Linked DNA regions of Homo sapiens: region 1 is linked to region 2. Evidence: chromatin contacts called from ENCODE Hi-C or POLR2A ChIA-PET data. All regions are on one chromosome and are shown on one strand. Each heading gives the region's core, a stretch centred on a gene start or an enhancer-like site at or near the end of the contact. The rest is flanking DNA. Distances are from core to core; before and after follow the strand shown. Region 1 holds the start of ILDR2 (immunoglobulin like domain containing receptor 2). Region 2 overlaps POU2F1 (POU class 2 homeobox 1).

Evidence for each region. Hi-C counts contacts between places; a loop is a spot of excess contacts on that map. ChIA-PET counts read pairs that join two places held with the same protein, here RNA polymerase II (POLR2A). Pooled maps may share reads with other maps.
Region 1: a pooled map shows a loop between it and region 2 (2.4-fold over the local background). The contact joins the promoter of ILDR2 here to the enhancer-like site in region 2. A Hi-C loop is called at or near these places in 2 of 37 single-sample maps with no recorded cell type and 3 of 50 pooled maps. POLR2A ChIA-PET finds 5 or more read pairs at or near these places in 1 of 52 experiments (activated T-cell).

Annotation. Positions count from the first base shown.
Region 1 is chr1:166,974,099-166,976,798 of GRCh38, forward strand. It overlaps ILDR2 (immunoglobulin like domain containing receptor 2), which reads right to left and starts at 1,442. Exons shown (of 10, transcript NM_199351.3): 1 at 1,125-1,442. The coding sequence starts at 1,170. It also overlaps a transcript of MAEL not described here. RefSeq lists silencers at 1,292-1,341, 1,402-1,691, 1,812-1,861.
Region 2 is chr1:167,332,138-167,334,837 of GRCh38, forward strand. POU2F1 (POU class 2 homeobox 1) reads left to right here. Exons shown (of 16, transcript NM_002697.4): 2 at 333-398. Among named protein-coding and RNA genes, the nearest start is that of POU2F1, 110 kb to the left of the region's middle. Within about 2 kb of position 1,299, at least 2 of the 41 ENCODE cell types and tissues checked have a DNase peak (open chromatin) inside an H3K27ac peak, as active enhancers do.

The DNA.
Region 1 (2,700 bases), core at 192-2,691, 360 kb before region 2:
ATCTTCTGGCTGGTGATGCTAGAGGTGACAAAACTTCTCATGTGGTACTATTGTCCCTTTTCTCTCCTGCCTTCCACCCCCATCCTGTCCTCACCTTTCTGATCCCTTTTTCCATTTCTTCCATCATTCTGCCTCCACCTTGATTTGAATGGTTGCCTCTGACCCAGTCCAAGCTATCCAGACATTCCTCACCCCCATCCTACTCCCTTCAGCAGGGCTGCTTTGTGAATCTCTCAGGGCTGGCCACCCCAAGGCCCTGTATCCCTATGGGAATCGGAATCCTCATGTGGGGAAATAGGTTAAGAACAAGAGCATCTACTGACCCCAGCAGAATGGGGAGAAAGTTCACCAAAAAGGAGGGGAGGGCACAGAGGACCCAGCTAGACCAGTGACTTTGATGCTGGGGAGAAGCCCAATGCCTCTAAATCTCTCTGCAAATTATCTTTTAGGGAGCGGAGAGTGCACCTATTAGAAAGGCTCTTCTGCTTTCTAATTATCATTTGGGACCACTCCCCAAATGATACCAAGTAAGAGAGAGCCAGGCTCTAAACTCCACAACCAGTGAAGGTTCCATCCCCATCTTCTTCCCAACCTCCAGTTCCTTGCACCCTCCAGAGAGCCACAGAGAGAATGCCCTGGGTCCCCCTCCTTCTCTAGGGAAGAAATTAAGGAGACAGTCCTCTAGCCTCCACCTCCAGAAAACCAGTTCATTTAATTAATCAGCTCCCTCTGAGCTTCCTTTATTCCAGCCAGGCTTTTCACAAGACTCACAGCATTACAAACTCAGGATAAGACCGAAGGAGAACCGTTTTATGGAGGGGAAATGCATTCGAAAGAACAACCTCAGCGCCAATGAGTCAAACACCTGCATCTAGATGCGTCTCACTTGTCATTGGGCTTCTCCCCCGCCGCCCCCATCATTCTCTCTCTCTCTCTCTCACACACACACACACAAACACATACACAAACACACACGTTGCCCCCTCCCCCACTTTCCACCAGACCGCTAAGCAGCTTTAAACATGGTCAGTAAGGAGGAAAATGGGGGGGCGGGGGGCGCGGTGAGAACAGAACCACTACAGGAATATACAAAGTTATTCGTTTCTGTTGAAAAGGACTCTTACCTGTTAGCCAGAAGAGAGAAATCCACCTCAGCAAGACCCTATCCATCTTCCCCAACTTCCCAGCCGAATTACGGAGTGAGGAAAGTGGGAAATGGCTGGAACAGAAGGATCGCTGTCACCCCGCGGCAGCGGGCGGCGGCGGAGCGGCGGGCACCGGGCGTCCCTGGGCGCAGCGCCCGCCGGGCCGGCCGCGCAGGCGGGGCCGGGGGCTGGATCGCGCCGCCGGCTGAGCGCGCGCTGCCGCGGGCTTCCGGGGTCCGCGCAGCGCTCGGCGGCGCATCCGCATGCCCAGGCAGCGCGGCACGGGGCGAGCGTCTCCCCGCCGCAGAGCCCGCCGCGCGGGGGAGCTCGGCCGCCGCACCGCCTCCCGCGCCTCCGCCCCGCCGCCCGCTGCCGCGACTGCCAAAGTTTCTCGGTCACGTGCTGGCCCCCGGCGGCCCAAAGGTCAGCGTGGAGTGATTGAGGCCACGCGGAGAGAGGGGGTCTCTGGGTGGCAGGCAGCGAGAGGCGCGGGGGAGGCCGCCCCGCGGGCCGCGCCGAGCGGGGAGCGACCATCGCGGCTTCTCCCAGGGACGCCCGCGCTCGGGAACCCGGGCGAGAACGCTGGCTGGGGACTCGAGCAGGGGAGCCTGTGTCTGCGGGCAGCCACAGCCAACCTGAACGGGGAGAGAGTGACAGCGGCGAGGGTGGGGGACGGCGGGGACTTGGCGTAACTTCTTACAGGACTTAACTAGCAAGTCCTCTAGGCTAGAATGTTCGCTTCTGCGGTACCCCCGCCCCTCCGTCTGGTTTCCTTTTTGACAGTGCAAGGAACCAGGCAAGAGGCTCCGCAGAATTGAAAAAGGTAGGCGGGAATCTCGCGTCATTACTTTTTCCTGTTAAAATATGAGGTAGAATAAGGGCATCCGGCCCTTTAACAGAAAATATGTAAAACCAGAATGAGATAAATGATTATAACGGCTTAAATCCATCCAACACTTTATAGATTCCAGCACGCATTCACATGGATTATTCCTATTTGTCAGACGGATTTGTCTTGTGTCTCAAAATGTATGTGTTGAGAGAGAACTGAGAAATGTATGATTTGCTTAAGAAATATATTTATGAAGCCTCTACTAGGTGCTAAGAACTAAGGTTACAAAGTGGAATGAGATAGACTTCCTGCCCTTAGGAGCCTCATCTTGGGTCGAGGAAAGGGAGGAAGGTCAGACCATTAAAGACATGATACTTATTCCTAGTAAAACGGGGCAAGTGCAATAATGGAGACATAGAGAAAGTGCCTTGGGAACATAGAGGAAGGACTAAGTTAGTCGTGGGTGGGGAGGGGGCACCACGATAAAGGAGGGGTAACATCTGAGCTGGCATTTGCAGAAAGCACAAGATTTGAGCCATTCAAGGATCCCTGGTGGAAAGGGGGCAGGCGAGGGCATTCTGGGCAGAGGAAAGAGACATAGCAGAAAGGTCTCAAGTAGCATCTGAAAACAGAGTGGTGCCAGGCTGGAGGGGAGTTCCTGGAGCAGACAGACTCCACACCTAAGAGTGAATGTGTACACAGACAGGGAGAATATGTATGTGA
Region 2 (2,700 bases), core at 49-2,548:
CTTCATGTTAAAAGCATTTATTCCTTTTACATATCAGGCTTTCTAATTTTCTTCAGGTTACAGTTCTGCTGTCTTTCTTTAAAGAATCTTAAAATTATTTAAAAAGACAGTTTATTTGTGAATCCCTTCAGGGTCTGGGGAATTTTGAATTTCTTCCAGATAACCTTTTATTATAATTTCTAGTATTTTAGCCAGACATGTATACACTGGGTCTTCTTAAACTATATGACTATAACATTAGTTAACCCTTTTCTCTGCCACAGTTTTGCCTCCTCAATCCCATCTCCATCCCCAGTTTTTTAAAAACCTTATTCTCCTCTGATTTATTGCAGACTCAAGAATGAACAATCCGTCAGAAACCAGTAAACCATCTATGGAGAGTGGAGATGGCAACACAGGTAAGAGTTTTCTGATCTAGCTTTTTAATTAACTCTAGTAGAGCACAAAGAAGAAAGTTTCCATGTAACTAGGACTTGTATTTGGCAAATACAGACCAATTTGAGTATTGAGTTGTCAAATATGATTCAGTCCTTTAGGAACTGGGAGGGATTATGTTTGTTTAAGATTACTTAACTTTCTTCTGCAGGCAGCTTCGTTGTTTTGCTTCTGTCTATCAGACAAACTATGCAGAAGTTAGGAAAACTGTCCTTTGGGTCAGATAGTTTTGGATATGAAATATGGGTTTACCACTTACTAGCTTGTGACTTTAGGCAATTTCCCCAATCTTTTTGAGACTTAATTTATTCAATTACAAAATGAGGATAATATATTTCAGGTTATTGTGAGTATTAAAGGAGATGATATATGTGGCATGTTAAGCAAAATGCCAGCTACACAGTAACTATTCAGTAAAATGTTTTTTCTTACAGATGTTAATCAAAATAGTAAATTTTATCTGCCCTACCTTTGCTATAAATTATATTAAAAGTTATGATAGTAAGTAGTTATAGACACATACCCATTTCTAATACATTCTTTTATTTGGTAATTTAAAAAAATTATACTTCATTAAACCTTTTATCAAGAGAAAATTATCATATAAATGAGAATACTGAGGCCCCATGAGAGAAAGGTAAATCTGTAAAGGATGGTTTGTCTCCACGGCTCATACTCTTGAGTCAGTATATTGCTTAGAGGATGTAAGACTATGTATCTTTATCATCTGCCAGAGAGGATACAGGGACTTCCCTGGTTTCTGGTAAAGGTATAAATCAAAATATGAAACCAAATAAGAAGACAGTTATGGGCAAGGATGAACAGAAAGTACTTGCTTCTAAAAACTAGGTTTTTCGCTTGCAGAGAGGGATCCCTTTTGACTTATCATTTTAAAAATGCTTAACCATGGGCAATGGTAAGAGTGAGAGGCACTCTTAATTTGTGGTAAATGGCTGAGTTGGACTAATGTAGCAGTTTTCCTGCCTGTATGTCTTTTGCTGTAAACTCTCCTATACCTGGAGATGCTTATGTTAATCTCTAAACTGTACATACCTCTTTATGTGAAACTGAGCTGTGGGGCTTCCATGTTCACCCCTGTTGTATTTAACACACTTCATAGTACTCTTACTGAGGCTAGCCAAGTAGACTTCTGTAGTATCTCTTAAGAAGGGAAAGGGCAGCATTGTATTCTGTCTGAATTGTCAGCCAGTCTCCTTTTTGTTACTTCTCTGTCCCCTGTTTGGACTCCATCTTTCTTTCTTGTTCAGCACTGGTTCCTATGCCAGTGCCGGTGCTTCAGCCACCTAGCTTAGGTGTGGGAAATGTTTGCAGAGAGAAATAGGGCAGCTGATCCCCTTAAGAGACTAGAGGGTGGGGCAGTGGGCAGGACACCTGTGCCTAAAGAACAGCTTCAAAGAAGAAACATACTTTTTTTTTCCCTAAGGGAAGATAAGCAAATGATTGGAAAACACTGAAAATAGCCATTACATCAGACTACATGGAAATCCCTGTATCTACTTTAATGCTACTACTGTAATAGCAGTTTCAGCAGTTACCATTTATTGAGCAACTACAACACTTTTTTTTTTTTTTTTTTTTTTTTTTGAGATGGAATTTTGCTCTTGTTTCCCAGGCGGGAGTGCAATGGTGCGACCTCGGCTCACTGCAACCTCTGCCTCCTGGGTTCAAGCGATTCTCCTGCCTCAGCCTCCGGAATAGCTGGGATTGCAGGTGCCAGCCACCATGCCCAGCTAATTTTTTGTATTTTTAGTAGAGACAGGGTTTCACCATGTTGGCCGGCTGGTCTTGAACTCTGTGGGCATTACCTGATTTCGAGTTAAGTTATTTTGACAAGTTAGATACCATTATTTCAAATTATAGGAAATTGAGGCACAAAACCAGCCAGGAAATAAAGTCAGGTTTAGGATTCGCAGCCCACATGTAAGTTTCCCCATGAAGTGCAATAAAATAAAACTGAAAATTTAAGCAACACATTGTGTATGTCCAGACCTGTATAAGGTAAGTTCTGACTGGAGCACTTGTTGTAACCGTCTTGTGAATTTCTTGCCTCGTTTTAATATAGAATGTGTGGCAGACTGGTTCCTATCAGACTTGCATATTTACTTACCATGTTTGATATATTAGATATAAAATTACAGTTTATTTAGATAATTGTATGCTTACAAATTGATTTTTATTTAAGCATATAACAAATGAGCCTTCAGACTCTTGAGTTGTTAGTTAACTATTCTTTTTTTGGTAGTT